2 separate regions of the Mus musculus genome follow, and region 1 is linked to region 2. Evidence: chromatin loops called from intact Hi-C (ENCODE). Cell type or tissue: left cerebral cortex. All regions are shown on one strand. Links, peaks and the distances in the headings refer to the core of each region. The heading gives the core; the rest is flanking DNA.

Region 1 (4,385 bases), core at 226-4,225, 1.6 Mb after region 2:
AGCTCCAGGTTTCTGCCTGCCTTTGCATCCCTGGTGCTGACTATGCACCAGCCAACCACCAAGCTCTCTTTATCATTGTTTTGCGGGTGCTAGGGACTCAGGTCCTAGGACTTGAACAGCAGTACCGTAGTCACTGAAGCATCTCTCCACCCCTGGTTTATTTTGACTTGGAGGTGAAGAAGATGCACCCATCATGTGGTGAGGACAGGCTGCAGAAGAGCAGAGCAGCTGAGCAGTGTGTGTCCACAGTCCGGAAGCAAAGAGAAAAGAATGCTATCATTTAGTTCCTTTTCCCCTTTTCTTTCAGCCTAGGCTCTTAATCCTTGCAAAGGTGCTGTCTGCCTCAGTGAACCCAATCTAGGAAGTCTCACGAAATGCCCAGATGTTTGTCTCCCAGGAGATGCTAGACCCTGCCAAGTTACATCACAGCCCTTTTCTTTAATCTCCTACAGAATCCAGTGTATCTTTTCATATGCTGTCTACGCATGGTCACATTTCTGTCTAGAGAAATCTGCTTCCATGTCTAACAGAGTGGATGCTGCAGTTGAAGCCAGAGCAACATGAGGACAGGCTTTTGTTTAAGCACGGCCTTGAAACCGCCTTGGAGCATGATCAGAATGTAGAAAAATTTTCCACAAGTCCATCTGGTCCTTCCTAGTCTAGGTTCTAGATCAAGAAACTAGACTAGGTAGCTTGATGAAGCTTCTTTGGGCTTGGAGAGAGGAGAAAGAGGAGTGAGCACAGAGGGGACGGAAGGAGATCGGTCGACACTGTCAGAATCCAAGGTGCACCAGAATCCAAGGAAGGTCACCTCCGAGAGAGTAGAATAAGCATGTGAGGACTGACAGGTCTCCATGCCTGTCAGTACTGCCCTTTCAGCCAGCTTGGCAAGCACAGACCACCCAACAGGAGTTTTGCCTGACCTCATGGTTTCCTTTTTCGGGTTTCTCTATCTGAACAACTCTCCCTTTAAAAGTTCCAGAGACAGTAAGCACCCCTACTGCTTCATCCTAACATGGAAAGCAAGGGATTGAGGGAGATTGTCTTAGAGAAAGCCTGCCTGTGACACAGGACTGGTTCAAGGACAGTAACCAGACCACCCCCAATGCCTGACTGGCAGAGTCACGATCCATATCATCTCCAGAATCTCTTCCCCTTTCCGTATGCTAGATGCATAAGAGACAGCTGAGACACAGCTGGGCTCATGAGAAAAGATGCTGAGAATGTTTCCAATTGCACGGTTACTTTGAAAACAGAAGTTCCAAAGAGTTTGGTCCTCTGTTTCTCCGTTTCTACCCCATCCATCACCTTAGTGTGGAATTGCTTATTTTATTCTTTTGCAGTGCTTAAACGTTTTACTGTGACTCTGGGTCTGAAAGCTAGTGAAAAGAGGGGGTGGGGGTCCTTTTTAAAGCTGAGGCTGTTAGGAAGGTTAAAGATAAGTGAGCTTACAACTAGCTGTCAGAACAAAGCAAACAGTAAAAAGACCACATGACCAGTTGCTCCACCAGATACAAGACAGCTAGACAGCCCCGGGGCTGGACTTTTGTACCTTTGTACTCTATGCCTGGAGAAGAGAGTGGTGAAGCCGTCTGGTGCTTCGTGACAATACTTACACAGCACTCTGACTTTAAGAAGTGCTTTGACAACTCCCATCTTGGTTAATTTTTTTTTTTCAACAAAATGGACCTAGGTAGCAAGAGCCTGTTGTCTGATAGACAAACTGTGTCTTTCTCTAGGTCACAAACAAGGACAAACCTCAGGCTGGACCTTATTCGTGCCTTCCCTGCAGACCTGTGTTCCGTACTAACATAGCTCTCTTCAAACAAACATGCATTCTTGGTAAATTACCTACTTTGTCTCCACTTTTTTTATTTTAACCTCTCGGATTGGAATGTCTTTAATGTCCCAGTGAGCAGGAGTTTGAAAATTGGAACCAACTAGACAGATAAAAGCCTAGTACACCCCGGCATAGTCTTACAAGAAGTGGATGCTCACAGTCAGCTATTGGATGGATCACAGGGCCCCCAATGGAGGAGCTAGAGAAAGTATCCAAGGAGCTAAAGAGATCTACAACCCTGTCGGTGGAACAACATTATGAACTAACCAGTACCCCGGAGCTCTTGACTCTAGCTGCAAATGTATCAAAAGATGACCTAGTCGGCCATCACTGGAAAGAGAGGCCCATTGGACATGCAAACTGTATATGCCCCAATACAGGGGAACGCCAGGGCCAAAAAAAAAATGAGAATGGGTGGGTAGGGAAGTGGGGGGGAAGGGTATGGGGGACTTTTGGGATAGCATTGGAAATGTAATTGAGGAAAATATGTAATAAAATATTTTAAAAAATAAAAATAAAAAAAATGGAAAAAAAAAAAAGCCTAGTAGACTCATCACACTTCCCAAGGCTACTTCTTCCTGTACCTGCAGGAGGTGCACTGCTCTCTTTGAACTTACAGCCTGTTCTTGAGGACTTCTAGATACTGCCTTCTTTGGGGGAACCCGATGGGTGGAGAGGAGGGAAGTCTCCCGCAACTACCAATATTTTCCTCTAGGAGGAGCCCTGCCGCCCAATTGAGAGCGACACGCACCAACTCGCAACTCCTCGCCAGAAAGCTTCATCCCAGCCCTGCGGACTGAGTAGCGGGGGCGGCGTTCAGCCTCCCCGCAGCGGCCCCGGAGCTAGCTGCCCTCAGCTCCCGCTGCCCTTCCCCTAGGCAGCCTGGATCCCCGAGGCGGCGGCGGGTCCCTCGCAGAGCCGAACGCCAGCCGCCTTTTCCCACCCCTCCCCTCTCTTCCTCTCCCCTCCCCTCCCCTCCTCCCTTCCCGTTTCACCCCGCCCCCTTCCTCCTCCCCAAGCCTGACAACCCACGAGCTGCCAAGCAGGGCGCAGCCATGGGAAGAGGAGGCGGTCTAGGGAGCGGCGGCACTGGCAGAGGCGGCTGCTACAGCGGCGGTGGCGGCGACGGCTGTTACTGAACCCCGGCAGCCGCGGGGATCCCGGGCTGGGTCCACGCGGGCCTGAGGCCTCGGCTCCAGCAGCCCCCAAGCGGACACGAACCCGCGTTCTGTCTCCCGAGGCGAAACTCCGAGGTACTGGAGGGGAGTTCTTATTTCCCTCACATTGTGCCAGGAGACCTGGGAGTAGACCCGGGCATGCCAACTGCTTGTGAAAAATTGGGGTCACTTTTATGTATTTGCCCCGATAATTTTATTTTATTTTATTTTATTTTATTTTATTTTATTTTATTTTATTTTATTTTATTTTATTTTGATGAGTTTAGAGTGGGTTGTATTCCCTTCTCAAAAGTTGTTTTCTGCTGATGGGTTGGTGTAACCCGATCCTCCGTGTCCTGGAGAAGTGTGTGTGTGTGTGTGTGTGTGTGTGTGTGTGTGTGTGTGCGCGCGCGCGCCTGTGTGTGTGTGTGTGTGTGTAAGTTGTTCTTGGTGCTGAGTGAAGCTGAAAGTTGATGTGGGCGACAAGGAATGGGGGGCAGCAAGCGAACTGTCCCAGCCTGGAGCCTGCTCCAACCAGGTTGTGAGATGCAAGGAGAGGTTTCTTCCTAAGACTGTTTTCTTGGTCTTAAAAGTTTCGCGAGTGTGTTTGTCACCATCAGCCTGCTAACCTGGAGCAAGGACTGTGGAAGCTGCTGCTGCTGTCTGAAGCGAGCTCCTGGTTGGGTGTGATGGCCTGAGGGACTCCGGAGGGTGGGTTGTGAAGCACGCGACCCCCGCAGCGCTCTGCCTTTGCGCAGTCTGTGCAGGCTGCAGCTGCAAGCTGGAAGCAGAGGAGCTGGAGTCAGAGTCACCGACGCCAGAGCCTCCATGAACTGGGGTGAGTGGAAATTGTGGCAAGCCAAACTGTCCCGGCGCTGGACACACTCGTGGTTATGAAATCAACCAGGCTCAAAGTTCTGATAGAACTGCAGAGTCTTGAGAGCTGAGCGGGTGAGTCGGGTCACGTCTGGAGAGAGAGAGGGAGAGAGCTGGCTGCAAGCAGTGGTTGTAACATGGGACTATCCGCTTGTGGGTGCGTGGGGAAATCTATTTCTGGGCAAGGACTTTATATATAGCACCGGGGAGTACGTCTGCTGGGACCAGGGTGCAGGTTTCCGTGGTGAGCTCTGATGTGTGTGCTGAAGAGGTGTGCAGTATGTATGTGTGCTGTATGTTTGCACGCGTGTGTGGGAGCGCATTGGGAGGTGTGTTGGCTTCCTGAATCAGGGTGTTGAGTGGGAGAAAGAAACCATAGAGATGCTGCCTGCTGTTTGTATCTCCAGGAGGTCTTGGCCTGACAGAGAAAGGTAGTGGGAAGGCAGAGAGTTGAGAAGACACAGCTGTTCCTGAATAGGAATAAATTTCCTGGACTTTAAAATACCTAACTT
Region 2 (4,385 bases), core at 169-4,168:
AGAAGCCTAGGATCCTCTGACTCACACTGGCCCTCTGTATTGGAGGAGGCTTATGACTGATGGTATAGGATTTCAAGAGAAGGCTGTGTGGGTGGGTGGAGAAGTGAAGGTTAAGGAAAAGCAGAGTCACTGGGAGGGAGGTTCGAGGCACTGCTACTTCCCAGGTCAAATCCCAGGCCGGGAAAACAATCCCTTCTTCCTTTCTTGTCTGCTTGATCCGCTCTGGTCTGTGTCAAAGGAATGGCGGACTGGATGCCACATTCATTCCAAGCAGGGCCTTCGGAAGGAGCCTTCTGAGTTCAAGTCTGCCTTATCACTTCCATCAGAGCCTTAATTAGCACTTCTTACCACCTCTAATGGCAAACAAGGATGCCTAGCTAAAGGTAAACAAAACACTGGAAGAGCTAGCTGCCTGTTAATGCCAACTACTTAGGAAGCTGAAGCACGAAGAATAACAAGTTCAAAGCCAGCCTGGACAGCATTGTAACACTCTCTCGAAATAAATAAATGCATGCATGCATAAAAAGAGACAAAGCAAAACCCTGAGAGTGTTCACGAACACTGGCTGAACCATGATCAGTGCTAGGCCCTAGACCACACCTACTCCTCCTTCACACTGTCTGGCTTGCTGATTTTCCTAGGTAGGTTTAGGCATTTGCTCCCCTGAGGGTAACACAGCAACTTTCCGTTTAGGACTGGGAAAGGGCAAGAGAAGGAAGGGCTCTTTCTGCCCTCCTGGGAGAACGGAGCTCAGTTAGCTTGCTGTGTAATTTGACAAACTTTTTCACTTCAATCAAATATCTACTAAGGAGCTTACTATATATGCAGGCCATAGTCTATTATTTCTCCAAAACCAATGTATGAATTATTTCTTATCAGCTCCAAACTTCCTTCCTCTAAATACTTAATAGCAGGCTTAAATATTTTAAAGGGGAAAAAAGTCCACCTCACAAAGGTTGTAATCAGAATTTTCCTTGTCACAGGTGGTGGGCTAGAGTAGTTAGTTGAAGACAGAATGCTTGTGCTTTTGCTAAGGCGGTAACAGGGGATTCTACCAAAACGAACAAAAAGTCCAAATGATGTGCACTGAATTACTAAAATATAAATATACTGTGAGAATAAACGGAAACTATACCTATAAGCTAATAAATACCATCTGGAGTTAACATATGCCCTACCTACCAGGTATAGCTCTCGGAAACCGCAAAACTTCCGAAAACGGAATCACTTAAAAGCAGCATCTGCATCCAACTGTAAACCACGCATAGGAAACACCGCGCCAGTTCACAGGCATATGCATCAAAAGTCCTGACGGAGATCAATAGTCCTAACAAGGGCATTACTATTTCTGAAAGGTATCTCCACAGCTACCTTGCTTTTGGAAGAACACATTTCGATTCAGGAAACCGAAGAAGCACTTTAGTCCACAACCTCCTAAAAGCGAGGCAGCGACAACTCCGAGGACCGCCAGGGCGCGATGGGCTGGCTCTGCGCCAAGGGCACACAGGGGATCAGAAGACCACAAGAGACCCCCTCGTCCGCGCCGGGCGCCCCCGCGCGCTCAGTGCCCAACTCCCTCGCCTGGGAAAGTTGCACCCAGAGCCATCCCCGCCCCTCCGGCGCCGCGCCGTCGCCATGGCGACCGCCCCCACCCCACCGCGGCGGACCCCACAGCTCTGCAGCCCGCGGCAGCCTCGGGCTCCGCTCCCAGCGCCGCCCGGACCGGGGATACGGAGCCCAGACACCCGGAAGGCGGGCGCGGGGGAGGATGCGGAGTGCGAAAGGCGCAGTCGCTCGCCGTTCGCCGGGTCCGCGCTGGCCCGGGCGTCCTCACCCTTCACTTTCCCGAAGGTGCCGACACCAAGCGTGTCCCCCAGGATGTAGTGGCCGATCTTCACCCGCCCGTCGTGCTTCTGCTTCTCGGCCGTCGCCATCTTTCTCCAGGAACTGAGTCTGCGCATGGCGCCGCGGGAGGGGGCGGAGGGGGCGGGCAGGGCCGCGCCGGGGGCGGGCGGGCGCCGAGGGGGTGGGGACGCGGGTGCGCCGCGGTGGGGCGCAGTCGCCGGCCACCGCCCGCGCAGGCCCCGCAGTCCCCGCAGCCGGCCGCCGAGCGCACTCGCTCCCCCTGGCGGGCTAGGCGGCGGGAGCGGCGCCGGTACTCGCCTCGGCGCCCCGCATCCCTCTGCGCGCGCCCGCGCTTCTGCGCGCGGGAGGGCTTCCCCCGCCGCGGAGCCGACCGCGGCCACCCGAGGGTCTGTGGGTGCGGTACAGCACCCCACCCCCGTAATTCCCAGGAGGACGATGCTTGCTTACACGTTGCCCGGGGATAGCGCGGCGTGCTTTGAAACAAGACAGGGGACACCGCCCTACCACTGACTTGAAATCTTGATTTTCATCTCATCTCGGTGTCATCTGGAAGCCAAGGGTGTTTTCACTTGCACTTTTAATACTTACCACTGCTTTAAACAAAAAAAAACTCTGAGCCAGTAAATTACTATGGGACACCGCACATCCTGGAGAGACTTCCTAGGAAATTTGCTACCGTCAAATTTCCCCTGTGGAATGTGTGTGAGCTATGTGAATTCCAGAAAGAGGTGTTATCCCGAACTTATCGTGTTTAGAAACTAATATTTTTACATTTTCAATAAAATGTACATTTTCAGTCCACTTGAAAAAGTGTGTTGTTTGTATAAATGGAGCCATATCCAGTCACCAAAGAAGTGTGTTTATTTGTAACAGGATTTTGAAGTGAATCTGTTACTCAGTTCTAACAATAGGTAAAAATATATATGTCATCCTTCGATTTTGCAATTTGAATCTCTATCAATGTCGATGGAGAAAAAGGATGGAGTTTTGTTTTTGTGGTTTTTTTTTTTTTTTTTTTTTTTTTTTTGGAGACGAAAAATGTCATTTTTCTTTGGGATGAAAATTACCAACACTCCTAGTTTTCCCATATTCTGGCTTATGACATCAAAGCAATGTAACATCAAACGCTTTTGTTCCAAGAAAAAGTATTCAGGGGGAAGAAAGCTGCTTTAAGGTTTGAGCAATAGTTCTCAACCTTCTTAATGCTATGACCCTTAATACAGTTCCCCATGTTGTGGTGACCCGTCTCCCATCATAAAGGTATTTTCAATGCTATTTCATAGCTTTTTTTTTTTTTTGCTACTTTTATGAATCGCAATGTAAATATCATTGTTTCCTGATGATCTAAGGGGGTTGATCCCGTAGTGGGTCGTGACCCACGGGTTGAGAAACACCTGCTTCTCCGCCAAGAACAATAACTGGGAGCAATCTTCGTTAATCAACTCTCTATTTTACAAGGATTACTATAAGGCAGAAATAGCTCTGGATTCTCTCAAGGAGGGGGAAACCCTTTCAATTCTCCCACCCCTTGATCTGGCATTTTAAGTTACTTCACATTTGCCCAGGAAGGTTCTACTGTTTCTTTTAATCTACAAGAAATCAGTGGTCTCAGGCTGTAGCTCGTTTGGTTGAGTGCTGGCCTGGCGTGCTGGGTTAGATCCTCAGTAGCCTATAAAAGTGAGAATGATGACTCATGCCTGCCATCCCAGCACTCTGGGGATTATCGCTAGGGAGATCACATGTTCAAGGCCATCCTCTCCACCTAGGGACACTAAGGCTGATTTGAACTACCTGAGATTCTCAAAACTAACATGAACTAAAGTGGGATAAATGACTCGACAGTTACAGGCACACACTGTCAAGCCTGAAGACCTGAATTTGAACCCCAGGACCCCCATGGCCGAAGGTGAAAGTGAACTCCCAGAAGTTATACTCTGATCTCCACAGGCCTACCTACAGTACACACATGCATACATTAAGTAAAGGCTTTAAAAGGGGAAAAGCAAATAATCACAAAACAGTCCCGTTACGTCAACAGGATGTTGCCAAGGAGCGAAAGGAAGCTGAGTTTTGTGAAACCACTCGCCAGTTTTTCCTGAAACTGTGAAGCCTTGAGATCCTACTACAGCATCAAGCACGGAGATACACTTGTTTAAATCTTGCTTGCACTCCTGGACAGAGGCAGATGTATCCCTATGAGGTTTGGGACTACATGGAGAGCTCAGGCTAGCAGGACTGAAACTGTCCCAGAGGAAAAGCAATCTTCAAAATCTAAAGATCATACACAGAACTGGGGAGTTTGAGTTTAGGTTTTGGTTTTTGGTTTGGTTTGGTTTGGTTTGGTTTGGTTTGGTTGATTGCGAAATGTTATTGTCAGATACAATTATACTTAACACACAGAGTGCAAAGTCTCAAAAATCCTAGGACCAAAATAAAATACTCTGAGAAAGTATGAAAACAAATGTTTATCACACATCATTCACTCTCCTTCGAAACATATTTTAGTTTTTCTTTTCTTC

What was found. Peaks named below come from ENCODE experiments on the same cell type or tissue, not always from the same donor. Only the 100,000 strongest peaks of a DNase experiment are listed, where the experiment ranks them.
Region 1: it touches region 2 in a loop (8-fold over the local background); 1 of 42 quality-filtered maps calls a loop at or near these places.

What each region holds. Positions count from the first base shown.
Region 1 is chr15:3,581,708-3,586,092 of GRCm38, reverse strand. Ghr (growth hormone receptor) reads left to right here and starts at 2,741. Exons shown (of 11, transcript NM_010284.3): 1 at 2,741-3,093. RefSeq lists a cis regulatory region at 2,551-2,685 and promoters at 2,821-3,005, 1,532-3,005. In left cerebral cortex, for the core only: a CTCF peak has its summit at 2,556; DNase peaks (open chromatin) are centred at 2,887, 3,578, 3,815, 4,098 and 1 more place; H3K4me3 peaks cover 1,787 bases; H3K27ac peaks cover 1,007 bases.
Region 2 is chr15:5,141,445-5,145,829 of GRCm38, reverse strand. Prkaa1 (protein kinase, AMP-activated, alpha 1 catalytic subunit) reads right to left here and starts at 1,969. Exons shown (of 9, transcript NM_001013367.3): 1 at 1,835-1,969. The coding sequence starts at 1,961. In left cerebral cortex, for the core only: CTCF peaks have their summits at 1,459 and 2,167 (motif pointing left); DNase peaks (open chromatin) are centred at 181, 1,743 and 2,240; H3K4me3 peaks cover 2,294 bases; H3K27ac peaks cover 1,442 bases.